5 separate regions of the Mus musculus genome follow, and regions 1, 2, 3 and 4 are each linked to region 5. A link is a loop called in an ENCODE intact Hi-C map of the cell type or tissue named here. Cell type or tissue: heart. All regions are shown on one strand. Each heading gives the region's core, and the rest is flanking DNA. Links, peaks and the distances in the headings are about the cores only. Region 1 has its middle 3.9 kb from the start of Arid1a. Region 2 holds the start of Hmgn2 (high mobility group nucleosomal binding domain 2). Region 3 holds the start of Gm30019 (a long non-coding RNA gene). Region 4 has its middle 22 kb from the start of Rps6ka1. Region 5 holds the start of Pigv (phosphatidylinositol glycan anchor biosynthesis, class V).

Region 1 (6,013 bases), core at 583-5,582, 87 kb before region 5:
TCTCTGTAGCCCTGGCTGTCCTGGAACTCGCTTTGTAGACCAGGCTCCAGGCTGGCCTCGAACTCAGAAATCCATCTGCCTCTGCCTCCCAAGCACTGGGATTAAAGGCATGTGCCACCACGCCTGGCTTGTTTTGTTTTTTTTTGAAACAGTGTCTCACCTTGTAGCTCTGCCTATCTGTCCTGTAACTCACTGTATAGACCAAACTAGCCTTGAGCTAACAGAAATCAACCTGCTTCTGCCTCCCGAGTGCTGGCCTTAAAGGTGTGCGACACCGAGTTCAGGAATAAGTTTACTTTATTTGTTTGTTTGTTTGTTTTTGTTTTTTCGAGACAGGGTTTCTCTGTATAGCCCTGGCTGTCCTGGAGCTCACTTTGTAGACCAGGCTGGCCTCGAACTCAGAAATCCGCCTGCCTCTGCCTCCCGAGTGCTGGGATTAAAGGCGTGTGCCACCACGCCCGGCTAGGAATAAGATTACTTAAAAAAAAAAAAAAAAAAAAAAAAAAAAAAGTAAAAAAGTGTACGTGTTATTTTGGGCTGAGGCTACAGCACAGTTCCTAAGTTGACTAGCCATGCTGGGATCTATATTTTAAAAGTGGAATAATATATTTTAACATATATTTGAAAATTGTAAAAAGTGTTATATAGTAGCAGGTCAGTGGTAGAGAGCTTGCCTCGTATGTTGCTAAACCATTGGCTCACTCTCCAGCCCATCATGTGTACTCTAGATTTCTATTTGTTTGGGACACACAGTGTCTAACGTTAGCATTGTGTATTCTTGTTGCAGATGGGCTCTAGTCATGAACATACAATGTGCTGGTGTGTGGGTGTCTGAGTGTGTGAGTGTAAATGTGTATTAGTGTCTGTGACAGTGTCTGTGTTTGAGTGTATGTGTGTGTGTGAGTGTGTATAAGTATCCCTATAGATGAGTGTGTACATGTATGAATGTCACTACGTACGAGTGTGTTATGGGCACGAGCATCTGTGTGCTTGAGTTGAGTGTGTATGAGAGTGTAAGTGTGTGTATGAGTGTGAGTTTGTGTGCATGCGCGCACATGGTTCCTGAAGGATCCACTGCACAGGGCAGCTGAAAATATTCACCTGCTTCCATCCTCTAGCAGGGCGGCAAGTGTCACAGCACACTTCTTCACGGGTGGTGAGGTGGTGACACAGTAGCTGCTTTCATATCTCAACCCCTCTGGGGGCTTCTGGAAATTTTAGGGACACAAGGGATGATGTGGGGAGGTGCCAAAGCCTGAAGCTATATCCCGACAGGGTTCTGTGGTGTCCCTGTTAAGTTCCTCATTCCCTGGAGCGGGGTGCCACTCCCATCACAACCACCACAGAGGTCAGACTCTTTTTTTTTTTTTTTTTAGTAGTTATAGATGGGTTCATACCCAGTCCAAGCTAGTCAGAATGCTTGTCCCCCAGGGCCATTCACTTCCTGTCTTATGCTTAATAGGTCCCTTTAGATTGTCTTTGATTCTACCATTAAAAGCCTATGAGCATCATGTGGGGGAATCTCTTGAAGTGGTTGTGTTGTGGAGAACAAGGGAAGCATCTGTGTTTCCAGCCGCCCCTCCTGGTTCAGAGTACATGCCCTCTTCCCTCCATTTTGTCTACAACCCTTCTGCGGTTTTGCTTCTAAGTATTTTCTACAGAATGTGTGGTGGAACAGAAGACTCCTTCTAGCCCCATTCCAGAATTGCTGTGAGGAACTGCCCCACTCTGTCCCACCTCAGTAAGATGGCCATGTGAGGAAACTCTGCAAACAAGGGCCTGAGAGAAGACCCCCTGGGATGCTTGAGTTTTTTTCCCCCTCTATTCTGATTTCCTTCTCCACCCTCAGCCTTAGTGTTTTCTCTCCTCAGATTACACTATATGCAGTGAAGTTTTTCCTAACTAGGCTTTACTGCACAAAAGAAAATCAGTTTACATTGGTTTAATATGGGACAAGTGTGTTATGGGCACGAGCCCATTTTGAGACAGGGCCTCTCTGGTTAGCACTGGCAGTTTTGGAACTCAACTCTGTAGACCAGGCTGGCCTCCAGTTTATAGATCAACCTGGGACTAAAGGATTATGCTACCACACTGGGCTCCAGTCCTATTTCAAACAAACAAAAGAAACCATATATATGGTAGTTTTATTATCTTATCCAAAAAAAAAAAAAAAAAAAAAAAGTCATTCAGCAGTGGGATGAGCCAATGAGCCAGAAGGGTTAGCTGTAGTATTAAGAGCCTGGGTTGGGGATTTAGCTCAGTGCTAGAGGTCCCTCAGCTCTGGAAAAAAAAAAAAAAAAAAAAAAAAAAAGACAAAAATTTTCTGCTGGTCATGGTGGTGCAGGCCTTTAATTCCAGCACTTGAGAGGCAGAGGCAGGTAGATTGGATTTCTGAGTTTGAGGCCAGCCTGGTCTACAGAGTGAGTTCCAGGACAGCCAGAGCTATACATAGAAACTCTGTCTTGAAAAACAAAAACAAAAAACAAACAAAAAGAGCGTGAAAGATGGAGTTGCTTTGTTTCTGTAGGTTGACCTTGGGAGTTGTTTTATTTGAAATATTCCACAGACCAGAATCAGCATGGACCTGTATTTTACTTATGTTATCTTATGATTATATTTGTAGCATTGCTGGGAATCAAACCCTAGAGTCTTATCCATGAGGGTCCTACCACAGAACTGCATTTATTTTATGTTTATTTCATTTTGGTAGGGAGCTGATGGTGAGGGTAATTCTTTTTTTTTTTTTTTTTCTTGAGACAGAGACAGGGTTTCTCTGTGTAGCCCTGACTGTCCTGGAACTCACTCTGTAGATCAGGCTGGCCTCAACCCAGAAATTTGCCTGCCTCTGCCTCCCAAGTGCTGGGATTAAAGGCGTGTGCCACCACTGCCAAGCAGGTAATTCTTATGTTAACACAAACACCCGAAGGATTTATGCTCAAGGCTATTTTGCCTTAGCTCAGAGGGAAAAAAAAAAGTCTCATTGAGAAATGAACATTTCTTTAAATGGGTCTTTTATTTATTTATTTTGTAAAATTAGAATCTCCCAAATTGTTTTAAGACTTTGAGGTGAGTGGAAAAGTGAACCAGAAAAGCAGTGTGCGAACTTTTGAAGCTGGAAGCCACCCGGTTCGGTTCGCTCTTAGGGCTTCTTGGGCACGATTTTTACCGCGAAGTGATGTGGAGCGCCATTCGGACTCCGTTCCATGTTCCCCCGCGACAATCCAGTTCGTGTCTTAGCGCTCCTGCCTGCGAGCCGGGAGCATAATGAATTGCCTTGACTCTAGCTTCAATCCACTTTCCTCGCTTAATATGCAGCCCAAAGTTTTGCAGCTCACTGTCAGATGGTTGTGCTAGACTTTCACACTGATCCCAAAGCCTCCGCTGGGGCTGTTTCTTCACACGGAGTTACAAACTTTAAGAAACACAGCTCCAGACGGAAATCCACGCCAGGCTTTGAACTCTGCTTCTGGCTTCCGTCAACTGACACAGTTGCCCTTTTGCTCAAACTCGCAGCTCCAGCTCGCACTTGAGAGCGCTCGGCTGGGTGTCTGCTGTGGCGCCGCGGCGGGAATGTGCGGGGGCCACGGCCCGGCTCCGCACGTCTCAGCCCGGAGCAGGCAGAACCCTCCCTCTGCCTCTGCTAGCAAGCGTCCTGCCCCGAGTCCAGTAAGGGAGAGAGGTCTGCGGGGCAGGCGAGGCCGACCTTTTGTTTGTTTGAGGAGTTTCGTGTTTCAGACATTTAGAGTGAGCAAACTGCGAGGGAGGAAGAAGGGCTTGTCCTCCCTGCAAGCGTTTCTTTCTCCTAGCAAAGCCTCCAGGCCCAGCTTCCACATTTTGCAGTTGACTGTGTGGGATCTTCATAGGTTCATCCCTCATTCTCAGGCCCAATCCATGCACGCTGTGCAGCCAGAGAGAATGAGAGCACATCCTCTGCCATTTTCAGCCGGTTGCTGCCGGCAGCCCAGCCCCCTTTCCTTGGCTGTGGCTGCCGCCGGAGTTCCGGCGCCCAGAAGCGGCCCCCGGTCCGCCCGGCCCCGGATCCAGTCCACTTTTGCCGATTGCCGTCCTGCCCGGCTTGGTGATAAGAACTCTCCTGTGAGAGCCAGCGAACGAGACTTTAGTCCGGTTTCCATGTCAACGATTCAGTCCATATTTGCCATCAGGCTGCCGGTGGCAGAGGCGCTTTCGAGAGGAGAGCGCTGTCCTAACCCTATAATCTGCGCCGGGATTCCTGAGCTGCCTGGGTGTGGGGTGAAAAGGCAGGGGCTGTGGGGGAAAAATACCCACCGAGGGGAGGACCCACGGCCCCGAGTCGGGGTCTCGCTGCTCGGGCCAGCCACGTGCCCGCTCCTCCCCTCCCCCTTCTCCTTCCCAGTGCCCCTGGGGAAAGCGGATGGACCAGTTTCTAAGAAAGTTCCTCAGCCCAGCAGTCTTAGGTTAATGTTGTAGATCTTAGAGAGGAAGGGACTCTAAGGATTTGAGATTTTTTTTTTTAAAGAAAAGTAGAGAAGAAGAAAAACACTACCTCTCCTGACCCAGGTGGATATATTTTTATGCACTTTGCCTCATTGCTAGATTAAAATGGTGACTGTTTTCAAAACAGCGTGACCACGTGTAGGGAAAGGGATTTTGGCGCTTTCCATATGCACGGCCATGGAAGAAGGCCATGTGGACTTTCCTTGAAGACAAATCCATTCTCGCTTCCAGATTTTCACTGGGCTCCAGGTTTCCCATTACACCCCAGTTCCGAGGAAAATGGCAGGGTAATTGCATGTAAAAAATTCCTCATTTGTGTGCGGGACTCAGGACTGTTTGGCAGCTCCGAGGCAGTTGATTAAATAGCAAAGCTCCATTTATGAGGCAGCCTATAATTTGGTTTCTAGGACCTAATGCACCACTAGAGTTGTGCTTCTGAGGGCCGTGAATGAAAACTGGTCCATACCAGCCAGTTCCATCGCCTTGGCAGGTTGGTTTGGTTCTTGGTTGGGGGATGGGAGAGCAGAGGGGCTCTGGCCATGGCTCCATTCTCAGTTTACTACGGAAGGTTTGTAATGTGGGGTGTTCTTGATTTTTCTTGGGGGTAGAAGAAATGACTTAGCCTTTCAGAATTATTTCTGTTGACCCATGACATGATCAGAACTCCAGGGGCCTGCAGAGCCCACAAGTTCTAAAATAATGGTCTGTGGTCCAAAGTCTCCATTTATAAAATCTGGGAGGAAAAGAGGCCTTTGTCATTGATGCTTTCCCAAGGCAGTCTTGGTCCTGGTGAGACGCTGGAATTCCCTCTGGTTTCTCCTGGCTTGCCCTGTCAGAGCATTCCAGGCCTGCCTGAGAAGAAAAGGCTGCTGTGGAACTGGTGAGGCCTGTAGGTCTGGACAACTCTGAGCTTTTCCGCGAATGCCTTGATCTTCACAGATAAACCTGGCCTTAGGGTCTCTGGTAAACTTCAAGGAGTCTTACACCTTAGGATAGACAGCAGATCTGAGGGGCATCCGTTTTCTGTGTGACCTGTTAGGCTCTTTTTCTCTCTTTATAGAGAAAATGGTTTCCATTTTCTGCATCCCTCTTCTGCAGTGGTTTTTGAACAGAGGTTCTTTCAGTCCCTGGAGCCTCTTCTGTGGGCTGTTTACAGTCTTCCAAGGTACTTGCCTTTGAAGATTGGGCTACTGGCCATTGTGAGCTAGGTTCCCTTAGGAAGTGCTAATGGAGCTTGGTTTGCCTGGAGGACTGTCTTAAGCCCCCAACGCATCAGTAGCCACCATTTTAAGAGAAGTGGTGGGATGACCACGTTTGATTTTCAAACCTCCTGACACTGATCTGATCCGGTGGTTGGATTTGTTCACAACGTAAGTGCCTTTCTTTTCTCTTTTCCTCCTTTTCTCTGGCTAAGTAGACAAGATGCGGCTTCGGCCACTCACTCCACTTTTTATAGCCACACACTTCTGCCCTCTGACTTTAAGTGACCTGGGCAGTCCCCTCCCTTCAGTCTGTTGGTAAAATGGGGGGGGGGGAG
Region 2 (6,013 bases), core at 690-5,689, 300 kb before region 5:
CACACAGGCTTTACTCCCCCATGCAGGGAGGGCATGGGGCCAGGCTCCACTCCCCTGTGAGACCCAACCCCCTCCGTGACTACAGACAGGGTGGCAGAAGGGCCCATAGAGGTCCTAGAGTCTAATCCAATACAAGCCAATTTGTGTTTAACATACGAGGACTGAACAGAACCAAGCATTTCCCAGTGGCCTGAAGTCTTCTTCCCTTGCCATCTCAAACTGATTCCCACTCCCAGTCTAAAAGGTCCTCACAGCTCTTTGACCTGGCTCCCTAAGTAGGCCCTGAGACAGTTTGCTTTCTGCATGGCAGAACTTACTCTAGCCCTCTCAGCCTGTGAGGCCAACTCTTCCCCATCAGGAAAGAGGCAAGATTGCATCCTTTCCTGGCCTCCCCATGGGCTGAGGAGAGAAGATGACCTCTGAAGAAAGGTCTCTGCTGAGCTAGTCTGCTTCAGGTGTCTCTGAGCTGTGAGTACTAGCCAGAACCACCAACCAAATGTCACTCTGGTCTCATGCTGTCTGTAAGCCCTCCCCCCAGCACCTCCCTCCCCAAAACGTGCGCTATGCCTTCTTCCCCATCCCTATTTCTGTGCCCAGATGCCTGGCACTGGTGAACTTTTTGGCCATCTTCTTCCTATCAGAATCAAAAAAGGCCTGACACTGAAACCAAGAGCCAATCAGTGCACCCTTTGGCAAGGCCCCCTGTACACCTGGCACTCCCCAAAAGCAATCCCTGGCACAGAGATCCCCAAGAGCAGGTGCTGTGCATTTTCCAGCTTTACAATGAGGCTGTTGACAGCTTTAATTAGGGAGGCATGAATTATGTGGCTATAATACAGAGCCCTACAATTAAGGCGGGAATGAGAGGCTGGAGGCAGCAAACGGAATCTGCCGGGCAAGCAGGGCTGTTGAGGCCTGGCTGACTTTCTCTTAAGATTGGAGTACAGTAGCGGTGATTAATGGGGCTGGTATCTTCCAGCCCCAGGACCTGTATTCTGGGAAAGGTGCACAGGGTGGGGTGGAGGATGGCTGCCTCGGGAGCCACTGTGGGCGTGGAAAGGAGAGGCAGATCCACTGTTGTCCAGAGGCAAAGGCTGAAAAATGCTTGATTTGAATTCGCAGATGTCTGCTTTCTGCTGCCATGGCTATTACAAACTAGCTTCAACCCTTGCCTCAGAAATTAAGATGGGACCTATTTTGTGCCTTCCGCCTGAGCACCAAACACCCTATTGCAGATGTTAGCCAGTTGTGTTATGGATGTCAAAAAGAATTTAAAATTTTCTTTTTGAGATACAAGGTTTGTGTGGTAACTGCAAACGAGAGAAGGTTTTGCTTTACTGCTGCAGTTGGCCCCCTCCATCGGGTGCACTCAGCTAGCTCTAGAAGGCCGGACTTTGGGCGGGGGTGGCCTGGAAGGGCCCCTCTGCCATCACACCTGTTCATCTACTTGTTTCCTAATCTTCCGGCGCTTCCCTTCAACCGCCTTTTCCTCACGCAACCGAGAGCAAGCCAGCTCGATGGTGTGTGAGGCGGGCTTTAGCCAGCTGTGGCATCTGCAAAGCCCAGGTTCCATGGCCTCTGCTGAGTGGGGGCAGCTGGGTAGCTGCAGCCCAGACCCAGAGAGCCGAGTGGGAGGGGCGTGCTCCCGGGCTGGGGCGCCGGCTTTTCTCCACCATTCTGTGACAGGGGCCAGAGGGGATTTAAGGAAGCTACCAGGCAGATGTTGGGGGGCTGTTTAACGTTGGGGAGGCGGCTCAGCAGTAGGTGCTGAAAGGACAGCTCCTACCTGCCCCGCTGTACCCGAAAGGCATCCCTGTGTGGAAAGTCTCCCCTCCCAGCCCACACCTCCACATCCCGTGGACTGCTTTCCAGGTGAGCACACCGAGGGACTCCCCAAGGTGGCAACTCAAAAGGATGCACGTCCGACTGCGCCAAGCTTAGCCTCCCGGCTCTCAGCCCACGGGAGCCCGTGGTCCCCGGGGCTGCGGCCGGCGCGCTTCCCGCCGCCTCTGGAGCTGGGCGGCGCGGCCAGGCCTCACAAACCCCTCTGCTGGGGCCCCGGCGGGAGCAGGAAGGAAAGCGGCCGAGATGTGCCCAGTGTCGCACGGCTTGGAGAAGTGGGTAGAAGGGTTGCATAAGGTGGAAGGAACTTGGTAGTTTGCAAAAGCCAGGTCTGGGCGGGAGCGGAACCCCAAGCCTGCCGCCTCGCGCGCCCCTCATTTATTACCTCCGACTCCGAGGCGCGCCCCCTCCCCCAAGGCGCGCCGCCGTCTCGAGCGCCCTCCCCCTGCACCCCCTCCTCACTCCAGAGGAGGTGAGTTTAAACCCCGCCCACGTGACCCCAACTGGGCCAATGAGCGGCGACGGGAGGTGAAATCCGGTTCTAACCGGTCCGGGGCTCCCAGCGCTATAAAAACTTTATAAACCCCCCGGAGCCCGAGCAGTGTGAGGAAGCAGCGAGGACGACCCCCGGACGGAGCAAACCCGCGCGCCGCTGTATCCCCGTGCTCAGCGCCGACGTCCCCTGCCGCCACCATGCCCAAAAGAAAGGTACGTGGCGCGAGCGCGCGGGCGCCCCGGGACCACCGCCAGCCTCGGGCTCGGGACTCGGCGGTAGGTCGGGCGCGGCGCGAGGTTCCAGCCCGAGTCCGGCTGCGGGGCGAATCGTGCGAGGCGCGCTGCCCGCGGGCGCCAGAAGCCATATTGGAGGCTCGGTGGCGGTAGCAGGAGGAGCCATGTTGGCAGCTGTTTATCCCGCTCCCTGTGGCCGCCCGCGCCCCCTCCCCCACCGGCAGCCCCCTCCCCTCCTCCCTTCCTCCCGCGGGCGAGCGAGCGAACGAGCGGGCGATTCAAACCCGAAAGGGCGGGAAGGCGGCGCTCGGCTGGGCGGGCGGGGGAGCGCGCTGCCGCCAAAACTGCGTCCGCGAGGGGCGGGCCCGCGGCGTGGCTCCGCCCTCCCCGGCCGCCCACGTTCCGGGCGCACGAGACGCGCGCCCCCGCCCACGGCTTCCCCGAGCTCCCGCCCTCGACGGCTGCCATGGCAACGGCGCCAGGCGCCGCCTCCGGAGAGGTTTGTTTGCACAATCTGCAGCTGTTAATGCCTGGCGCTGGTGGCTCCGAGCGCCTGTGGGGCCAGGCTCCAGCTTCTCCCGCGCTCTGCGGCCAGCCTGCCCGGTCTTCCGTGCGTCTCGGACTTTAGTTGGGCCTTATCCCCGTTAAGGCTTCTTATATAAAACTTGGGTGTATGCGTTTTTAGAATGGGGTCTGACGGTTGCTGTTAAGTTCCGGTTCTCTGAGATTTGCCTCCGAGGTTACAAGTTTTGGTCTTTTTATCATTTTGTAGGCTGAAGGGGATGCTAAAGGAGACAAAACCAAGGTGAAGGACGAGGTGAGTCTTATCCATTGAGGGCAACGCACAAAGCCTTGCGTAGTAGCTACCAAGGTTCTGTGGTAGTAAATGACCACGAATTGTCTCATTAACTTTTCTTTAATGTGAAGCTGACTAGTGAGGAGACCTGTGCTTATTCCTCTTACTTTCTTTTTTAATAGCCACAGAGAAGATCTGCGAGGTTGTCTGCTGTAAGTGTATGCGTCTATTTCCTGATCTTTACCTGATACTGGGAACCACTTGGGGGCGGATCTCTGTGATCCCGTTGCATTATATATGGTGGCTGTTGCACATCTAGAGGTGTTTGCTGTTGTCCCACGTTCTGATGCTTAAGACTAAAGTGAAAGATGGCTTTTACATTGTAAAAGAAAGGTGATCCTGAGAACTAGTTTTCTAAGCTGTGGTTTGATGGGTTGTTTCTTGGGTCTGTGGTACTAATGGTTTCCTCTTCTCCCTCCCCCACTTTTCCAAAATAAGAAACCTGCTCCTCCAAAGCCAGAGCCCAAACCTAAAAAGGCCCCTGCGAAGGTAAGCCAGCCTGAGACACCGCGGTGCTAATTCTAGACTAGGAATTTTCAGAGAACTGTCCTTCCCCACCCTAGCCTAATTCAACGTGAGATGACTCCTTTAGTGGATGCCCTATGCTATTCTGATTGATAGCCTTGTTCCTGAGAACTTGTCCTGTTAGTGTCCTTGGCAGCAGTTATAGAAAACTACAATTGACCTTTAAAAAAGCATTTTTAGCTGTCCTATAATTTGAACAACTCTGGAGGACTGCAAATTGTAATTTATTTTAGCTTAGTAGAGGGGATATAGACAAGCCCTCTTTGTAGAACTTTGTAGGTTATGTCACAGTAACATAAGATGTGCAAGCTAACAAACTCTTGTATCCATCCTTCCTTGGTTTTAGAAGGGAGAGAAGGTACCCAAGGGGAAGAAGGGGAAAGCTGACGCCGGGAAGGATGCGAATAATCCTGCAGAAAATGGAGATGCCAAAACAGACCAGGTAGAGTGGCTGTTCGTTTCTTGTCGGGTGTACCTGCACTTAGTGATAGCCAAACTTCTTGTTACCTGTTATATCTGTGTCACACTGCATTAGATGTGATTTTCCTCCTGCCTGAAATCCTCAGAGGTCTACCATAACCTAAAGCTTGTCCTGATAGGTCACTCATGCTGGTACCATAGAGTTTTAAAGCTGGGAGTGACCTTTGGTCTTCTCTAGTAGGGGGGTGGTTGGCAAGTGGTCTGTTCTTCAGGTGCATGCATGGGGTCTTTTTAAGTACCCAAGACCTGGATTTTAGCCCGGAAACAAGATGATTCCATATAATACTATGAGCAGATAAATTTTGGTGTACATACTGACTTTATCTGTTTTTCATTTAGGCACAGAAAGCTGAAGGTGCTGGAGATGCCAAGTGATGTGTGTGCATTTTTGATAACTGTGTACTTCTGGTGACTGTACAGTTTGAAATACTATTTTTTATCAAGTTTTATAAAAATGCAGAATTTCGTTTTACTTTTTTTTTTTAAGCTATATTGTTAGCACACAGAACACTTCATTACTGGGTGGGGGAAGGATCATGTGTCAGTAACAAAATCTCTCCCAAGCTGGATTGAGGACAGAAAACCTCTTTCCCTGATAATTTTGGAAGGCTCCTGTTGGCTCCCAGGAGAGAGATCCTGGTCTTGACCTAGGTGGCCACCAAGGCACAACAATGCCTTGTGGTCTGGGGAAACTATAAATTCACTTTTATATCCTCTTCCCCCTGTACTATCAACATAGACTTAATTCCCTTAAAAACCAGAGACCTGTTGGAACCGGGCCCCCAAAATTGGTTTCCCAGTCCATTGAGTGATGGGGACTTTGCAGTGACTTCATTGAGTGTTCTCAAAAGAGCACTGGTTCCTTTTATAAAAGATTGTGGATCTTCAGATTGATAATTCTGCCTAAAAGTCAGGGTCGGCTTGTGAAAAGTTGTTAAAACAACATCCTTAATGTGAAATGTCAACCCTCACTCTAAGCTACTTCCCCCTTTTCAAAGCATTGAATGAAGACTTCATTGGGTTTTATAGTGGCTTTCTGATTTTGGTAGTCTATACAAGAAGGGAATTTGGAAGTTCTTGTATATTGTTGATTGTCTGCCCATGTCCTGCCTGAAATACCATGATTGTTTATGAAAAGAATCTTTAATAAAGCTGGTTACAGTTAGGCTTGGAATGCTGCCTCTGATCTTTCCCAACACTGGGGAACCTGCCTTCCAGGTCTCTTGTATTGATCCATTGCTCTTGGATCTGGTCACATGGTGGTAAGTGGAGGTGGGTATATATATATGCTTCCCAGAAATAGACTGGGGAGTGGGTTTGGGAAATGGTTCTTCAAGGACGTGTAGAGATTGATTGGCAGGCCAAGTTTGGTGCGGACACCTAGACCGACTAGAGTGCTGTTGGCCTTTCTTGGGGCAGTGTTCTTGTATCAAGGTCAAGCTAACAGTTAACTTCTTAAAGCTTTGGGATGGGTTTTCTGTCTGAGACGGTGGGAACAGTGTACTCATATATTGAATCTTAAGAAAAGAATGTTGGACCTGTACCTTGGGGACATTCACTCTGACTTTGGGGACAGTTCCA
Region 3 (6,013 bases), core at 560-5,559, 100 kb before region 5:
ACATATAGGAGGACAAGAGTCTTGATTCCCCAACACTCCTGTAAAAGGTGGGCCACGTGCATATTCAGATGGATCCCAGGAGCTCACTGACTGGTCAACATAGCCAAAAAATGAACTCCAGAGTCAGTGAGAAACCCTAGCTCAATAAAGAAGTCAGGTGGCAGCTGGAGAGATGGCTCAGCAGTTAAGAGCCCTGGATGCTCTTCCAGAGGACCTGTGGCTGGATCCCAGCACCCCTACAGGAGGCTCAAAGCAGTCTGGAGCTCTGGCTCCAGGGTGTGTGACACTCCCTTCTGCTCTCCCTGGGCACCCTCAGAAGGGACACATGTATGCACACGTACACGTGTGCATGCACGGGCACACACACACACAATCCCAGCACTCAAGAGGCAGAGACAGCAGGATCTCTGAGTTTGAGGCCAGCCTGATCTACAGAGTGCTAGGACAGCTAAAGCTACACAAGAGAGACCTTGTCTCAAAAAAACAACCCAGAAAACAAACCAAACGTAACTCCTGTCAATTCCGTGCATCGAATCCTTCCTCACGTTTAGCCTTTCTGTTCTCTCGTCCTGTTAAACTATATCCATGTGCACATTTGTTTACATATAAACATATTGACTAGAATTTAAAATTATTTAAATTCTATATTAAATGACATTTTATTTCATTCGTAATTATTTTTCTAGTTCTGTAACGGATTTTTAAAATTTTGGTGGGGGATAAGCCCATAAAACATATTTGACGTTGAATGTGTAAAACTGTAAAATTTAATGTGAGTTTCCAGAGTGTCCATTCCTATTCTTTTGTTGTTGTTATTGTTTGTTTATTCCTTTGAGACTATCTCTCTACATTACCCCTGGCCTTAAACTCGCAGAGATCTGCCTGCCTCTGCTTCCAGAATGCTGAGATTAAAGGCATGTGTTACCACACCCAGCTCAAGGTGAGGTTTTTTTGGATTTGTTTGTTTGTTTTTCTTCTTTTATTGAGACAGAGTTTTAACCAGCCTGGCCACCGGGGCCAGGGCCGGGCCGGGCTGGGGGGCATGGGCAGAGGCAGGGCATGGGCAGGGGCAGGGCAGAGGCAGACAAAGCTCTGTATTTGAGGCCAGCCTGGTCTACAGAGTGATTTCCAAGACAGAACTATACAGAAAACCCTGTCTTGCCGGGCAGTAGTGGTGCATGCCTTTAATCCCAGAGGCAGGCAGATTTCTGAGTTCAAGACCAGCCTGATCTACAGAGTGATTTCCAGGACAGCTAGGGCTATATAGAGAAACCCTGTCTCGAAAGAAAAGAAAAGAAAAGAAAAGGAAAGAAAAGAAAAGAAAAGAAAAGAAAAGAAAAGAAAAGAAAAGAAAAGAAAAGACAAACAAACAAGAAAACAAAAACAGGAACAGAGAAAGGAATAACTTTCATGGGTCACCACGTTGGCTCAGCCTGTGAAGAGCTTGCCGCGCAAGCTTGATAGCCAGAGTTTGATCCTGGCACCCACTGGAAGGAGAAAAACTATTCTAAAAGTCATCCTTTAAGTCAGCCAGTGGCAGTGCACACCTTTAATTTCAGCACTTGGGAGACAGAGGCAGGCAGATCTCTGAGTTTGAGTCCAGCCTGGTTTACATAGTGAATTTCAAGACAGTCAGAATTATGTAGAGAGACCCTGTCTCTGTGTGAGGAGGCCAGAGGACAACTGGCAGGAGTCAACTCTCTCCCCCGTCCATGTGGGGTCCCAGCTACCGAACTCGGGCCCTCATGCTTGTTAGCTGTACCCACAGAACTGTCTTACACTCATTCGTTTTTCCAAAGAATGTGAAAGAACGGCAGTGAGCACGTGAGCTTCAGTTGAACCGTCCTTCCCAGGAGCGAGAATGTGAAGTGGAGACTCAGGTTACTACGGAAGTATGGTGCAATGGATAATAACCTATAAAGGTTGTTTGCTGACACCTCCATGTCACCTCACAGAGGGTCGCAGACGCAGGCTCCAGAATCCGGTGACATTTCACTGCATTTCACGCTAGCTGTCCTTGGGAAGATTTTCAGTTCAGATACGCCTCGTGACAAAAACTCAGTGCTGGGGAGCTTCCTCTGTGAGAAAAGAACATCTCCACTTAGGGGAAGAGAAAATCTTGTTCCCTTTGCTCTGCATTATGGGTAGTAGTCTCTTTAGAGTGCCTTTGCCCCTTTTAAAAATAGGCATAACTTATGCATACCGATGTCCAAACACACCACTATAGTGACCCCTGGAAGTGGCAACAGGATTAGCCCAGATGGAAACAAACCTTGAGAGATGGTTAGCTTCCCTGGTCCCTGAAGAGTCACATGGGGAAACAAAAGTGGGGTGATTCGAGGCGAGCACTGGGAGCCAAGAGAATCAGGAAGAGAGTGTCTGCGGCGGAGTTCCCCTGAGACCTGCATGCATTTGCGCGCGCGCATGCACACACACACACACACACACACAAATACACACACGCTTCTTTCTCTCTTGGTCCTTTGCAGGCACCTGGGACATCATCCTAAGGTAGCACACCCTTGACCTCTCCTGGTGACACTGTGTCCTGGGCCACACAGCCTTGATTGCCAGAGAAATACGGAGGAGCAGGAGTCTTGGATGGAGAGAGAGCTTGACCCACTGTCCACTACTTCAAGAAACGGGCATAAGGTGGCAGCACTGGCAGTCCCTGCATGTGCCTGAGGAAGCTTGGCCAAGGGCCAGGTAAGCTGGAGCTCTCAAGTCCCAGGGAGAAGACGGCAAAAGGAAACTCAATAGAAGGCGCCATCCTTAGCCTATGGAGAAGTGGAAGGGGGAGGCTGTCTAACATACATGGTATGCTCCCATTTATATGACATGTCTGTGATAAGCAGCTCCACAGACCGGAAGTAGGACTGCAGCATTGAGCTGTAGAAAACTGCTGAAAATAAGGGGTTTCTTTGCACGGTGATGATGTTCTGAAACTCTGGATAGGACTAGATTGGTTTTTGTTTTGTTTTTTAAAGAATTTATTTCCATCATTTTTTAAAAAATTCTTTATATTTGTGTGTCTGTGTCTGGGCATGTGCAGATGACCCAGCAGGCCAAGGGGTGTGGCACCTCTTAGAGCTGGAGTTACAGGTGGTTTGAACCACCTAATGTGGGTGCTGGGAACTGAACTCAGGTCCTCTAGAACAGTGCCTGCTCTTAACTGCTGAGCCATCTCTCCAGCCCGAGATGGTGATTATATCTCAGTGCTGTTACTTAAAACAAACAAACAAACAAACAAACAAGCAAACGCCAGAAAGGTGACTCCATATGTAAGTCACTTACTGTGAAGTTCACTCCTTGGGACAGAGACAGTGAAAGGAGAGAACGGACTCCTACAGTTTATCTGATGACCCTGATACCTGCACCTGGACACTCTTATGTCTTCATGCACAATAAAGTAAACAAATAAATAAGTGTGATAAATACAAAAAGAACAGGGCAGCCATAGCAGCCCGCATCTGCAATGCCAGCACATCTGCAATGCCTACATAAGAGTAACCCTACAAGGTGAAGCTAGCCTGGGCTACATAAGAGTATCCCTACAAGGTGAAGCTAGCCTGGGCTACATAATGACTCTGAAGCCAGTTGCTCATATATAATCCAACCAAGTGCTTTGGAAGTGGAGGCCCAAGGAACATGGATTTCAGGCTTGGGCTGGAGAGATGGCTCAGCAGTTAAGAGTGCTTCGGGTTCTTCCAGAGGACCAGAGTTTAGTTCTCAATACTCATATCAGTTACTCATACCTCTAACTCCACGGACCTGGAGTTCTGGCCTCCTTAGGCACTCACACACATATGATATTCACTCAACACACAGACACAGACAGACACAAATAATAAAAATAAATCTTTAAAAAAAAAAAGGTTTTGGGCCTGGGCTGGGGAGATGGCTGTATGGATATAATCGCTTGTCTGTCAGCCTGATGCCTTGTGCTGCACCTCTGGACCTACAGGAAATACCCTAAGTGGTCTAACCTCAGCACATCTGCAGGGAGCTGAGCAATCTCCTGGAAATTCATGGGCAAGCCAGCCTGGAGCAGCAGTGCATCTAGAAAAAGACCATCCCTCACCATAGCACATCTCCCAAGAGTCATTTGACCTCCATATACACACAGTGGCACACACACACACACACACACACACACACACACACACACACACACACGCACTAATACTAGCAAGACATAGAAAAGGACACTGGTAATATTGTATAATTTAGTCTCTTTTTTTTTTTTTTTTTTTTTTTTTGGTTTTTCGAGACAGGATTTCTCTGTATAGCCCTGGCTGTCCTGGAACTCACTTTGTAGACCAGGCTGGCCTCGAACTCAGAGATCCACCTGCCTCTGCCTCCCGAGTGCTGGGATTAAAGGCGTGCGCCACCATGCCCGGCTTAGTCTCTATTTTTAAATGTGTGTAAAACAAAAACAAAAAACAAAACCAAAAACCAAACAAAAACCCAGGACCTAATTTCTAAGAAAGTAGAGTTTTAGCTAGGTGAGGTTGTGGACACTTACAGTCTCTATACTTGAGAGGCTTAAACAGGGTAATGAGAGCTCAAGGCCCAGCTACAGAGAGTCTCCATCAAAACATAAAAGGAGACAGACAGACAGACAGAGACAGCAAGACAGGTAGGCAGACAGATACAGAGAGAGAGAGAGAGGAATCTGGTGTATTTTTTATTATTGTTATTTTGTAATGATTAGTCTATATCAGCCTTGATTTTTTTTTTTTTTGTAGAACAGGGCTATCTGTCAATCAAATGACTATGTGAACAGTAGAGACAATATGACTCATACATAATAGCTTTATTATTGTCTTATTTGTGGGACATGGACACTCTACTATTTTCCTTTCCATAACTACTTTATTCCATAATTATCTTTTTCTTTTGGTACTAAGATTTGAACCTAAAGTCATGAGCATATTTTTTTCTAGACCTTCTCCCTCTTTTTCTTTTTCCTTTTTTCTTTTTTTTTTTTTTTTGAGACACGGTTTCTCTGTATAGCCCTGGCTGTCCTGAAACTCACTCTGTAGACCAGGCTGGCCTCAACCTCAGAGATCCCTCTGCCTCTGCCACCAGAGTGCTGGGATTAAAGACATGCACCACCAAACCTGGCCTGGTTTTGTTTTTCTAAACAGGGTTTCTTTCTGTAGCCCTGGCTGTCCTGGGGTTCACTCTGTAGACCAGGCTGGCCTCGAACTCAGAGATCCCTCTGCCTCTGTCTCCTGCTGGGATTAAAGGCATGTGCCACCACACCCGGCCTGACCTTCTCCCTCTTAATATTTCAGTAGTATGGAAGTTTCTTTGAGGTCAGGGTTGAGTTAACTTCATAGTTGAGTGTTTCCCGATGTCTTAGTCAGGGTTTCTATTCCTACACAAAAGTCTTGACAAAAAAGCAAGTTGGGGAGGAAAGGGTTTACTTAGCTCACATTTCCACATTGCTGTGCATCACTAAAGGAAGTCAGGACTGAAACTCAAGAAGGTTTGGAAGCAGGAGCTGATAAAGAGGTCATGGAGGGATGTGAGCTGAATAAACCCTTTCCTCTCCAACTTGCTTCTTGGTCATGATGTTTGTGCAGGAATGGAAACCCTGACTAAGACAAATTGATGCCAGGAGTGGGGTATTCCTGTGACAACCTGACCATGTTTTGGGGAGGACTGTGGAAGGACTTTGGGCTAGAAGATCCATTCCTTGTTAAGAACTCTGTGAGATGTTGTGTAGGAGCTTGGAAGATAATGTTGAGAACAGTGCAGAAGATGGAGGTCTGGTTTGTGAAATTTCAGAGAGAAGATTAAAGACTCTTATCAGGGCTTTTGCTATTTTGATTGTGAAGAGTCTGTGGTTCTGGTTAGCTGGGGCTGAAGAATCAGCTGTGATTGACAAGATACCAGAGCTACTAAAGCAAAACTTTGCATTACTGGGACTATTGATGCTGGTTAGCTGGAGCTAAGAAATTAGCAGTGATTAAGAAGAGACCAGCATCGTTGAGGTGAAATCTGG
Region 4 (6,013 bases), core at 362-5,361, 240 kb before region 5:
CAATAGAAATCCTAACTGAAACAGTATCAAGAAGGTTAACCCATGATTTTAAAATTACTGTCACTTCTGGTAAACTTCATTAGGCTGATACTCAATTGACTAATGTTAGGATCTCCTGCTCAAAGGAAACGCAAGTATACTTGAATTCTGAAATGTCTGTTTTCCTTTTTCCTTCTTCTGCACTCCCCTCTTCCTGTAGTTATTGATACAGTAAGTCTCTGTTGCTGACTACAGTCCTGGTTTCTTACTTCTTTGTTTTCATTTGGTTTTTAGGTTTAGATGAATTGATTGATTGGTTGATTGATTGATTGATTGATTTTGGTATTTTTTGAGGCAGAGTTTCTCAGGCAGTTTTGACTATCCTGGAACTTACTTTGTAGACCAGGCTGGCCGGCCTCAAGCTCACAGAAATCTGCCTGCCTCTCTGCCTCCAGAGTCCTGGAATTAAAGTCATAAAATTTGGATAATTTTTGAGACATGTTAAAGCTGCCTTTTAACTCCTTTTGTAGCCTAGACTAGCCACAAACCCAAGAGTGTCATGCCTCTGCCATGTAAGAGCTGGGATTACAGGCATACACTATCACATTGGGCTCCTGCATCTTTATGTGTGCAATTCTCTCTCTTGTTTAGAATGGTCTTTTTAAAGATTTACTTATTTATCTTATGTGTATGAGTACACTATAGGTGTCTTCAGACATACCAGAACAGGGCATCAGGTCCTGTTACAGATAGTTGTGAGCCACCATGTGGTTGCTGGGATTTGAACTTAGGACCTCTGGAAGAGCAGTCAGTGCTCTTAACCACTGAACCATCTCTCTAGCCCTAGAATGTTCTTTCTAAATGATCCACACATCCTTCAGCATTCACCCCTCAGCACACTGGCATAGGGATTAAAAGCCAACAAAGGCCACACCTCCCTATAAGCCTATTTCTTTCAAACCACCACAAATCCCAATAGAAAGCAATGTGTGTCTGCTAAGAACAACCTGATCCTGCACGTGGCAGTTCTGGAAAACTCCACCCGTGGAAATTCGTGGAAGTCCCCTGGGTAGCAGGAAACAGGATGATGCTATTGTTTATTAAAAGAAAGAACTGGATATAAGCTGGAATGCAGGTCAGTTGATAGTGTTATCTAGCATGCATGAAGCCCTGGGTTTGATCCCTTGCACTGACTCAAACTGGGCATGGTGGCACACACCGTGCAAAACACTTGGGTGGAGGAATAGAAACAGAATAATCAGAAGTTGAAGATCAGCTATGCCTGCAAGGCCAACCTGGGCTAAATAGGAGCTTGTCTGCAACAACAACAACTACAACGAACTTAGCCTACCATTGTATTTGACTTTGCTGTACCAAGGACTGAAAACAGAGTTTCACACACACTGGGTAAGTGCTCTACCACTGAGCTACATCCGCAGTATAACTTTGGACAAGTTATTTCTCTGAATCTAAACTTCCTTCTTACATAAGAGTGTCTACTCCTTAATTTGGTAAGGAACGCAGTTACCATGTATACAAAGGTACTCTGTAAGAACCCAGCTTAATCAGCCTCATTAAATTTTATCAACTTAATTTTTTTGTTCCATTTATTTTTATCGGGATTGGAGATGCAGCTACATGCAAATGAGGGTCAGACAACAATTTTCTGGAGTCTTATTTTTCTCCTTCTACATCTGCATGGACTCTGGGGATCAAACTCAGGGCCTAAGATTTGCACAGCAAACGCTTTATTCACTGATCCATCTCGCTGGTCCAAATATTACCCACTTTCAGGAACTGGGAATAAGAATACTTTTATTATCACTGATCTTTGATTTCACTAGGTAAGCAGGCTTTTAGGAAAGGTTGCTTTGTTGTTCAAGGCCTTGCTGCTTTAGGGAGGGATCAATTCTCATCTATTTAGATTACTGACTGAGGACACAGCAAGGAGGCTGGGTAACCGTACTCCAGTGCTCTCTCTGTCCAGAGTAAGATTCACAGTAGCTAGAGGAAATCACTGGTCAGCCGTCGCCATGACAACATCAGACCGTCCTCCGGTCCATCAACGGAAGGGGGCGGTGTCTGGAGAGTAGATCGCCTAGGTGGCCACGCGTGCCTGGGTCGCATGCAGCCCAGAGGAGTCCTCGGGTGCCAGGCAGGCACTGCTTCCTCTGTCCGCACGGGGGCGACGCAGAGCTGAGCTCCGCGCGTGCGTGGGAGCCAGTGACCGCACTGGGTCCTCTGGGCCCGAAACTGGAAGCTCCCACAGGCTCCCCTCCAAGCGTCTGATCTGACGTCGTCCACGACACACGACAGCCTCTCCCAGGACCGCCCAGCTCATGTACGGCTCTGACCCGACCATCACAGCCCTCACCGAGGCCGACACCAGACCCAAGCTTCCCAGGGACCAGCTTTGGCTATCGCCAGTCCCAGGAGGCCCAGGGAGCACGCGCACGCACGTGTGTGGGCGGGGCTTCAGGTTGGAACGCCCCCTCAGGGGCGGGGTCATAATCTGGGGAGCGCGCGGGGTGATGGGAGCAGTAGCCACGCGGAAGCCAAGCGAGCACGGGGCTGATTTACAGGGCACCACGTGGCTTGGTGGGTTTGGGTGCTCGATGCTGGCCCTAGGGTATCTCGGAAATGGGCTCCAGTCGTGCCATGTGTCGGAACGCGGCTTGGGGGAGGACATACAGGACAGTCCTGGGGCCCAGTCTGGGACTAGATCTAGGTCCTTGGTTTATAGAGTTAGTCGGAGGTCCTTGGTGTGTCATCCACGCTTTAACATTCCAGCCATTGCCCAGGCTTGTCACTTGGCGGCACCCTCCCGCCACTCACAGCAGGATATGCCCTTCTCAGAACCCAGCCAAACAGAGAGGCTCATGAGCGCTTCATCTTCAGTTTCAACAAGATTAGGTTGCCAGGCATGGTGGCTCATGCCTGTCATTCCTGGGGCGGGAAGGTCTTGGAGCCCAGCCCTGGCTACATAGTGAGTTCCTGGCTTTTTGAATACAAAGTGAGACCCTGTGTTAAAGAACTAAAACAAACAAAACCGAACAAGCATCCAAAACCTAAAACAAGCAAGCTAGACAGATAGAGGTGAGTTCTCCCGAGTCCGTTTGTGACTCCAGCAGTTTCCCTTACAGGGAGGGCTGGGGGACAGCCTCAGCAACTTAACACTGAATGCTATTGTTAACTGAAGTGCACCAGGGATAGGAGGGAGATGCATTTTCTTTCTGTTTTCTGGGGTTCAGCATAGACTGGACGTACCAATAAACCCTGCCTGCTCGCTCGTTCTCTCTCTCTCTCTCTCTCTCTCTCTCTCTCTCTCTCTCTCTCTCTCTCTCTCTCTCTCTCTCCCTCCCTCCCTTCCTCCCCCCCCCTTTTAATATGAGGCCCTGGCACAGCGAAAGTTAAAACATTTAAAATGTAATTCTAATTCATAAATCTTTTTAAAAATTAACCTTACAAAAACCAATTTAAGCCGGCCATAGTGACACAGGACTTTAATCTCAGGACTTGGGAGGCAGAGGCAAGCAGATCTCTGAGGTTGAAGCCAGCCTGGTCTACAGAGCACTCAGAGAAATCATGCCTTAAAAAAAAAAAAAGTGAGGCTATGCCAGTGCCTGGCAAATACAGAAGTGGATGCTCACAGTCATCTATAGGATGGAACACAGGGCCCCCAATGGAGGAGCTAGAGAAAGTACCCAAGGAGCTGAAGGGGTCTGCAACCCTATAGGTAGAACAACAATATGAACTAACCAGTACCCCCAGAGCTCGTGTCTCTAGCTGCATATGTAGCAGAAGATGGCCTAGTTGGCCACCATTGGGAAGAGAGGCCCCTTGGTCTTGCAAACTTTATATGCCCCAGTACAGGGGAACGCCAGGGCCAAGAAGTGGGAGTGGGTGGGTAGGGGAGCAGGGCCGGGGGTGGGGGTATAGGGACTTTTAGGATAGCATTTGAAATGTAAATGAAGAAAATATCTAATAAAAAATTTGAAAAAAAAAGAGAGAGAACTTTCAGGTTTTGTTTTGTTTTGAGACGGGATTTCTCACTGTGTAGACCAGGCTAGCCTTGAACTCAGATTCGCCTGCCTCTTTCTCCGAGCATTAGGATTAAAGACATGAACTGCCTTGTAGAACTAAAAGTCCTCATCCTTTTACTTTTTTTTTTCACACACAGTATTTTTGTGTTTACCGGCTTGAGAGATCCTACATATATAAATAAGAAGAGGTCACATGCCTATGGTTGACTCAATCTATACTGTCCTGTGTTTGTGTCAATACATAATAGATAGGATTGTTATTTAAAGAGTCGGTATTTCCAGAAAATGAACATTTACAATTCAGTTAGTCCACCAGTAATGAACTCTTAGTTTGGGCCTGTGCTTATAACAATATAACAGAACTACGTGATCACTGTCAACAGTTTTAGAGGGAATATTGGTAAGAACCAAGAAAGTCATCAAGATTAAGTCTCCTTGGTTACTTGCTCTCCTCCAGCCTGCATTGGCTTGCTTATTTGGTTCTGGTTTGGTTGATAGGGTCTCTCTGTGTAGCCCTGGTTGGCCTGGAACTCCCTCTTTAGACCAGGCTGGCCTCGAACTCACAAATATCCTCTGACTCCCTAGTGCTGGTTTGTGTGAAACGTGTTTGCCACCACCCTGGACCAGCTGATATTGTCTTATTATGTTGAGGCATAGTCTGTGTGACCCAAATTAAACCTGGAACTGACAATGTAGCCCAACCTGGCCCTGAACTTCGAGCAATCCTCCTGCCTCAGCCTCCCAAGTACCGAGAATACAAGTTTATTCTGTAAACTATACTGGATGGATTGGTTAATGCTAAGTAATTCATGCAGTGGGAATCTGGGGTCTGGACAAAGTTGTCCAGGGAGGGTTCCTTGCTAGGGTCACACAGCTAGGACGGAATGGCACAGCCCGGAACCCGGCCCAACTTTATCTGATTCCATGCCTCTGTTGGTCTCTTCCTGTTAGTGTTCAGCTGACTTCCTTCCAATCTTTATTTCTGTGCAACAGGGCAAAAATATTTACATGTAAATATTCATCGTTTTTCCTCCTCCAGCCTTGGTTCGAAACATATTGTGACAATTGCCAAGGAAGGGGGTAGACATGAAGCACAAGCCTGCTGTGTTCTGGAGGGATTCCTCCCAGGCCCACTCAGGAAAAGCTGCTGGCAGAGCAGGGGTGGCAGAGCAGTGGCAGAGCCAGGAGGGTTAGCGACTCAGAGAGGGGAGACTAAGCAGGGCATTCTAGAACTGCTCTGGCAACTTGGGACGTGGAGGAAGTCTTAGGATTCTGAGCATCTGTCTGCTGCAAGATGCCCTGGGTAATGCCAGCCCTGCAAACCCCTCAGCCTCCCGTGCAGGCTTTTGCCTCTTGTCTGTGCATTTGAGCTTAGATGGGTTATTAGGGGAGGAAACCGGACCGGTTTATTTAGGCATGTGAACTTTGTACTCTTTCTCTAAAAATTTATTTTTTTTCTTTTAGTGTGTATGAATGTTTGCCTGCATGCATGTAATTGTATTGTGTGCATGCCACGTGCCTGTGGAGGTCAGGAAAGGGTGTCAAATGCTCTGAAATGAGAGTTACAGACAGTTGTGAACCACCACATACACACTCCTAAGCACACCCACTCATCTGCACGCAAACTTCTACACACACACCCATGCATATGCATAAATAATAAATACATTTAATTATTTTTAGAAGAAGAAGAGAAAAATAACTGCTGGAGCCAAGCATTGTGGTTCATGTTTGTAATCCTAGTACCTGGGAGACAGAAGCAGGAGGACCAGGAGTTCAAAGTCATCTGTGTTGGTATAGCAACGGATCTGTCCTCGCCCAGCCCCCCCCCCCCCCCAAGCCACCAAATACACACAAAAGAGAAACCCAGAGAAGCTTGCTGCTTTGCCGGTTCTCAGTTTTGTGGTCAGGGGGGACTCTTCCTGCCCTCTTTGCTTCCATTGCAAAAATGCAGAACTTCTCTGTTTCTTAATCTGTGTCTTCTTGTAACT
Region 5 (5,961 bases), core at 962-5,961:
AAGGCAAACTGCTTAGCACTGTCTCTCTCACCTCTCACAGCCTTGGAGCCCTACACACCCCTCCCATCCCATCCTGCCACCTTCCAGTCCAAAAAGCCAGAGTGTCAGGGCTTTGAGAGCACAAGATTCAGTTTCCTTTTTTTTTTTTTTTTTTTTCTTCTGTAGGAGAAGAAGCCAGAAAATGAAACGGGAAACAGCAGAAGAGAAGGGGGTTGGGCGGCTGGGAAGGGAAGGGAAGGAAGGAGAGATTGCAGCCAAGTGCGACTGAAGATCTAGTCAAAGTTCTACCTCCTAAGGAAGGGTGTTTCAACAAACACTCTCACTTCTCACAAAAGGACCCCTGCCTTTTTTACAAGCAGATTCTGCAGGGATTCTTTATTGGACAGACAGAACCTCGAGCTTGCATGCCATTTTCCCCTGTGAATTCACGAAGCAAGGATGGTTTCTTTAAGGTCAGGGTGCTGCGAAGACTGTAAGAAAGTCAAGTCACAACCTCGGGCCCTAGTCACAAGTGTGCCTAGAGAGGCACTGACATTTCACTCACAGGACTGGCAACAAATGCTTTCGGGGGGCGGGGGGGGGAGGAAAAATGACTTTGGAAACTCCTGTTTTCTCTTTACCAGTCATTAAATTATACATTATCCACCTTACACGCAAACATCCAAGGGGCAGTTGACATCCCAGGGCCTGAGATGATAGACAGACACAGCTTCTGGCCCCCACCGAACTGATGAAGGCTAGTTTTTTTTGTTTTTTTTGTTTTTTTTTTTTGCTTGGAGAGATAGAGACCCATCTCTTTGTTCCCACCCACATTTGTGGCTGTTGCAGAAGATAAACCCCTCCCTCAGCCAGGGCTGTGGCCAGAGGTTAACCTAGACCCAAGCTACGTTTGAGAGGACAGATAACTGAAACCACACAAGGCTTTGGAATCCTGAGAAACGAGAAATCTACCAACGGAGAAGGATTTACTATCTGTTTCCTCTAAGGCGGGTGCAAAGTTGTTCTAACAGTTTCCGTTAGTTACAGGGGTACCAACTGGCCGCTCCTCCCCAACAGGCGGTTTTGTTCAATTAGCTTCCTTTTTTTTTTTTTTTTTTTTTTTCTTTTTCTTTTTTTTGGCGCCAGTTCCTGCGACAGAAACTGCTTGAGGGAGAATCCTCGGGGGTGTTCTCTGAGGTTTCCTTCCTCGTCCCATACAGTCATCTGAGGTGGGACAGAGGACTGTCGCAGGGCAGAGGTCCTTCATTGCCAGGAGGGGAAAGGCAGGGGGAATTCCCCTACTTTCTTCTCATCCAGTTGCAGGGTACCGCTGCTTGCCACAAAAACCCCAAGAAGGCTTTCTTTTGCCTATTCATATTGTCTATCGTGTGCCAGGTCCTGTGCTGAGCTGGGGTGGCGGAACACCGAGAGAACGCGTGGCTCTGGGGCAGCGCCCGGGTCCAGCCTCGGCTCACACCGGGAAGTCAGAGGCTGCTCACGGCAGGGGACTGGGGTGAGAGCCCCGACCCGGGAGCGCAGCGCCCGCGCACAAACTGCTGGCGAGTCAAGAGGCCTACTCCTCAGGTGTCACCACGCCGGGAAGGTGCGACTCACCGCCGCCGCCTCGGCCCCCGCCCTAGCTGGGGTCAACATGGCCGCCGAGGAGGGGGGCGGGGCGCTCCGAGTCCGGGCAGGAGCGGGGCGGGGCCGCCGTCGGCCGAGCCGGCGCGCAGGCGCGGCACGGACGGGACCCGGATGGAGGCGCTGAAGTTGGAGCTCCGCGGGGGTGGTCTGGACGCGCGGGCGCGGAGGATCCGGCGCCAGCTCTGCAACTCTGGAGTCCTCCGGGGAGGGAAGCTGTCAAACGCAGGCCGAGAGAAATTAGGCGGAGGCTGTAGAGAAGCGAGGAGCCCCGCCCCTCCGCCATAGCAGCCTCCGGCGCCGCCTCTTCCTTTGCAGCCTCCGGCCCTCGTCTGCTTCCGGCCCCGTTGCCTGGCCCGGCCCCGCGATTCCCCCGGGACGAAGCCCTGGGCCGTGGCTCCCTTGGGGTGAGGGTCACTGTCCCGTCCTGGGTAGGAACTGTGTCCGAAAAGAGCAGGCTGGAACGGGCTCCCAGTATGGCAGGGCTTAGCAGAAGGAGGCGGCTCGCTCCACGTTGCCTCTGGGTCATAACGCAGCACCCATTTGAGAGTATTAGCCTTCCGCAGAAAATCCAGGACTCCAGTTCAACAGATCTTTCCCAGTTAGGGCCCATCACCATAAGCTTCCAGCAACAACATGTGCTACAGTTGGAGAAAGTTCTGGGCTAAGCCTTGGATGTCCTGGCTGGACAAGGAATGCATACCCTTTGTTTATGGCAAAAAGCTCTCCTGACTGTGGACATAGGTTTTAGAAAGCAGTGCGTGAGGAGCTTTAAGTGGTGGGCGTGTCACTTGGCTCCAGTGAGCCTCAGTTTTCACATCCATAAAATGGCGATGGTAATTACACAGTCTTACTGGTGTCTAATGAGATCTCTGGAGCCTATTTCACGGGTAAATTAAAGAAAAATGAAACTGGTTGGTTCTAAGCATCCGGCCAGTTAAGAGTCTGATTTGGCAAGGGGCTTCTTTCAAAGGGGTGTTGGCAAAATAGCTAGAGAGATAATTGACTGTCTTGATTTTACTTTGTTTAACTTGAGTGTGGGTTGCATCTCCTGTGGCCACTGATGCCAGAGTTTGAAAGAGGGAAGGACTGAGAATCAAGATGCAGAGGTGGATTCAGTACTTTTCCTCTCTCTGCCTCCTTTGTGCGTGCGGATTGGAGGCCAGGGAAAAGAGAGGGAGGGAGGGAGAGATTGATTGAGTTTGAGTTGGGTGTCCATGTTTCTGTCATTTATTTGGGTTTAGTGAATCCAGTGTTGGAGATATCGTGGGTAGTCAGAAAATGCTGTTTCCTGCGGCTTAACTTTAAACTGAATTGTCCTAAATAAACCGACATGGAGTTGGGAGGTGAGGGGGCCTCCTTTTCTCCCGGTCTCCTGGTGATGAAGTAAGCAGCAGGCGCCCCCTCGTGCCGAGGATGGGGTACTACCGCTATTAACCAGTCTTGTTCCCTTGGCGGAGAATTTTTTCTTTTCTCCCATGCTTTCTGTGACTTTGTCATTTGCTTTTTTTTTTTTTAATTCTATTTTATGTGCATATGTTTATGTATATATGTGTGGAGCTACAGGTGCGCCTTGGCACACCTAAGTGAGGACAGAGAACAACTTTGTGGGAGTGTCTTCTCATCTTCAGCCTATGGGTCACTGTAGTGGCAAGTGCCTTTGCCCGCTGGGCCATCTTGCTTTCTAACCAGAAACACGATGGGAGAAATGCTTGGACCAGTGATCTTAGTTCTAGCGTCAGAAAACTTGACGATTCTCTATCCTGTCCTTGCTACTTCGTGCACTTGGGAGAACAGATGTCTGTTTACATGCTGGGTCCTGGGATATAATAGAGTTAGGAGACAAAGCCCCCGTCCTCATAAGGAACAGATAGGAAGATAAAGATGGCAGAGCATGAGGCAGTGAGAATATAGGGCTGTCTGGTGGGATCAGAAAATTCCAGAAAGCAAGTGTAGCCTAAAAGTTTAGAGGGTGTTAGCCACGTGAGAGAAGAAAGACGGGGCTCTTCCTCTCCTTGCTTAAACACAGTAAGAGCTGTGACTGCTATTAAATTGTGTTTTTAAAGAAATGCCTTGATGTGCATTCTGTGCCTCAGAATGGCACTGGGTTTTTGTATGAGTTTGCCGCCACTCCCGCGGAGATGGGAAATGGCTGTTTACCCCGTCCCGAGTGGTAGACTCTGTCTTCCCCGAGTTTGTTTTAGCAGTGGGAGCTGGCCGGAGTCCTGCTGAGCAGTGGTTTTCTTTTCCTTCTCCACTTAATTTAACAGACCAGCTGAACACACATCAGAGAGTGAAGCTGGCATGTGTAGTAATTACGGGCTTCTAGGATGGTTCTGTGCCCCACTTTGGGGACTCTGGTTTGGGAATTCGCTTATTATTCTGGGCAAAAGGGAAAATGGCACAGGTAAATAATAGCAGCCACGGCATTGACTTGTGCGGTACCTTTTAGTTCAGTCCATTTTACCATGATGACGAGTTGGTGAGATCGGAGGGGTAGAGAATAGTGTCCTGGTTTACACACACAGGACTGACTCTCAGAGGGACTAAGGGAGAACTTGCAAGTGACAAAATTGGGCTTTGAACCCGGGTCTTTGAGTCCTACATAAAAGCATTTCAACGGGCTTTTAAAAGTTCTGTGAGCTTAGCTTTCCAGCTTGTGCTTATCTGTGTGTTACTTACTGACTGGCCTAGAGTGCTTCAAGAGTGACACCCAGTGGTCCAGCTGCCTTCAGGATAGTCTTCCCACCGGGAAGCCAGGTGGCTCTGTTTGCCATGGCCATGTTGAAGTGGGTGATTCCCCTGGAGAAAATGTTATTGATTTGCTTTTGGCCTGTGTGTGACCTTTTCTCCCTTGGGTGTTAGAATTTAGAAGCCGGAGGAAGCTCAGTCCTGGTGGTGAGAGAGAGGATGGGACTCCTGGACCCATCCCAGAAAGAGGTGCTGAGATTCGCAGTAAACTGCCGCATCCTGACTCTAGTGCTACAGGTCAGTCTCTGATCCTTTCCCCTGAGCATGCACTTGCCATGTGACTGAGCTAGCAATGGAGAATAAGTGGTCCTCATCTCCCTACTTCCTGGTGTGCTTCAGCATGTGGGTGATCACATACAGGCTGAGACCTGGAACCTGAGAAGTGGGCAAGAGCCTTAAACTGTGTATCGATCATGTGTCTTACACGTGAAGCAGCAGGTTAAATGATTTGTCCAAAGCTAAAGACCCCTAGCTCCCTGCCCAAAGTAGAGATTTTCCTAACAGCCTTAGCTATCTGATGGTCTTGCCAACCGAGATACTTTTAAGGTGTGTGTGACCGTTCACAGTGTCACACAGGGCTCTTTTTTTCTTGGAGTTCAAGTTCTGTGCTACTTGAGTGGGAGAGAGGAGCCACTTTCAAGTTCTGAGACCATCTATGAATATCCACAGTCCTGAGTCCCTCTCCTTGCTGTCTCCAGCATTCAGTTCTCAGTCTTTTTGCCCTTTTACCAACCCCTCCCCCAGGCTGCCTTGATACATACTTTAATGAAAGTTGCACATATGTGAATTATTTGGTGCCTAGTGTACTGCTCTGTACTTGAAGTCCCAAGTATATGACTGTGAACAGAGGTCACCACCCTAGAGTTGCTGAGTTGACATAATGATGTGTGTCTATGTCACTCGTACCTGGGACTCCTTCCTTTGTAGAAACCTTTTCTGTCCCCCTCCGCCCCACTGCTAACCCGCTCTGAGCTTCTCGCTCTGAGCCTTTCCTCCCCTGCTCTATGCTCACTTCAGGTTCTGCTGACTTTGGGCATTAAAGAGTCTTCATCTTGGTGGCCTGTACTGTTACCTGTGATTGTCACCCCATCCCATTTCTTTTCACTGGAGTGGCCTGATGAGGAAACTGACAAGAAGAGAAAGAACCTTTAAGTGAGCTGTGCTCTTGTCGCTGGGCTGGGGAGCCTGACTCAGTGATGGCTGAGCCAGCACCAGCTGAGCTCCTGGCAGGAGCAGAGGAGCAAGTCAGCAGCTGGGAAGGGCAGCCAGGGCAGCTGGGCTCTCAGGCACTGTGAGCGTGGAAACACTCTATTTCCCCAAACCCCTGAAGTTCAGCCACCAAAATTATAGTAAGTACTTATTCCCCAAACTGTGCTAAATTGTGAACGAAAGGTCATGTTTTCCCTCAAGTAGCTGACAACCTAATGAGGCAGAAAGACATATAACAATAAATTGATTTCATTCTCTCTCCTTAGCCTTCCAGCTGTAATGCTAGTGTTATCAGATTATAGCCCTAGCTCCCCTCCGTTGTCGCTGGCATCTCTATCAGTGACAGTTACTCTCTGAAGGTTTTAACTCCCTGTTCACTGG

The links. A loop is a pair of places that touch in the nucleus more often than their neighbours do. Peaks named below come from ENCODE experiments on the same cell type or tissue, not always from the same donor. Only the 100,000 strongest peaks of a DNase experiment are listed, where the experiment ranks them.
Region 1: it touches region 5 in a loop (6-fold over the local background); 20 of 42 quality-filtered maps call a loop at or near these places.
Region 2: a loop joins it to region 5, with 3 times the contacts of the local background. A loop is called at or near these places in 2 of 42 quality-filtered maps.
Region 3: a loop joins it to region 5, with 6 times the contacts of the local background. A loop is called at or near these places in 11 of 42 quality-filtered maps.
Region 4: it touches region 5 in a loop (2.5-fold over the local background); 6 of 42 quality-filtered maps call a loop at or near these places.

What each region holds. Positions count from the first base shown.
Region 1 is chr4:133,754,921-133,760,933 of GRCm38, reverse strand. It overlaps a transcript of Arid1a not described here. Among named protein-coding and RNA genes, the nearest start is that of Arid1a, 3.9 kb to the right of the region's middle. In heart, for the core only: a CTCF peak has its summit at 3,377; DNase peaks (open chromatin) are centred at 3,403 and 4,043; H3K4me3 peaks cover 2,693 bases; H3K27ac peaks cover 2,794 bases.
Region 2 is chr4:133,964,332-133,970,344 of GRCm38, reverse strand. Hmgn2 (high mobility group nucleosomal binding domain 2) reads left to right here and starts at 2,354. Exons shown (of 6, transcript NM_016957.3): 1 at 2,354-2,550; 2 at 3,344-3,388; 3 at 3,550-3,579; 4 at 3,866-3,916; 5 at 4,299-4,394; 6 at 4,772-5,606. The coding sequence starts at 2,536. The coding sequence ends at 4,807. Dhdds (dehydrodolichyl diphosphate synthase) reads left to right here. Exons shown (of 9, transcript NM_001362959.1): 9 at 1-1,317. In heart, for the core only: a CTCF peak has its summit at 3,086; DNase peaks (open chromatin) are centred at 2,344 and 3,034; H3K4me3 peaks cover 3,381 bases; H3K27ac peaks cover 2,323 bases.
Region 3 is chr4:133,771,451-133,777,463 of GRCm38, reverse strand. Gm30019 (a long non-coding RNA gene) reads left to right here and starts at 1,690. Exons shown (of 3, transcript XR_003955286.1): 1 at 1,690-1,922; 2 at 2,490-2,706. It overlaps Gm29942 (a long non-coding RNA gene), which reads right to left and starts at 2,401. Exons shown (of 3, transcript XR_390817.4): 1 at 2,273-2,401; 2 at 1,915-2,078. In heart, for the core only: a CTCF peak has its summit at 2,646 (motif pointing right); DNase peaks (open chromatin) are centred at 2,383 and 2,693.
Region 4 is chr4:133,907,209-133,913,221 of GRCm38, reverse strand. No RefSeq gene overlaps it. Among named protein-coding and RNA genes, the nearest start is that of Rps6ka1, 22 kb to the right of the region's middle. In heart, for the core only: no CTCF peak of the experiment used is centred there; a DNase peak (open chromatin) is centred at 2,251; H3K4me3 peaks cover 1,705 bases; H3K27ac peaks cover 1,690 bases.
Region 5 is chr4:133,668,385-133,674,345 of GRCm38, reverse strand. Pigv (phosphatidylinositol glycan anchor biosynthesis, class V) reads left to right here and starts at 1,699. Exons shown (of 4, transcript NM_178698.5): 1 at 1,699-2,027; 2 at 4,486-4,608. The coding sequence starts at 4,531. In heart, for the core only: CTCF peaks have their summits at 3,034 (motif pointing left) and 4,341; DNase peaks (open chromatin) are centred at 975, 1,815, 1,905, 3,005 and 2 weaker places; H3K4me3 peaks cover 2,867 bases; H3K27ac peaks cover 2,081 bases.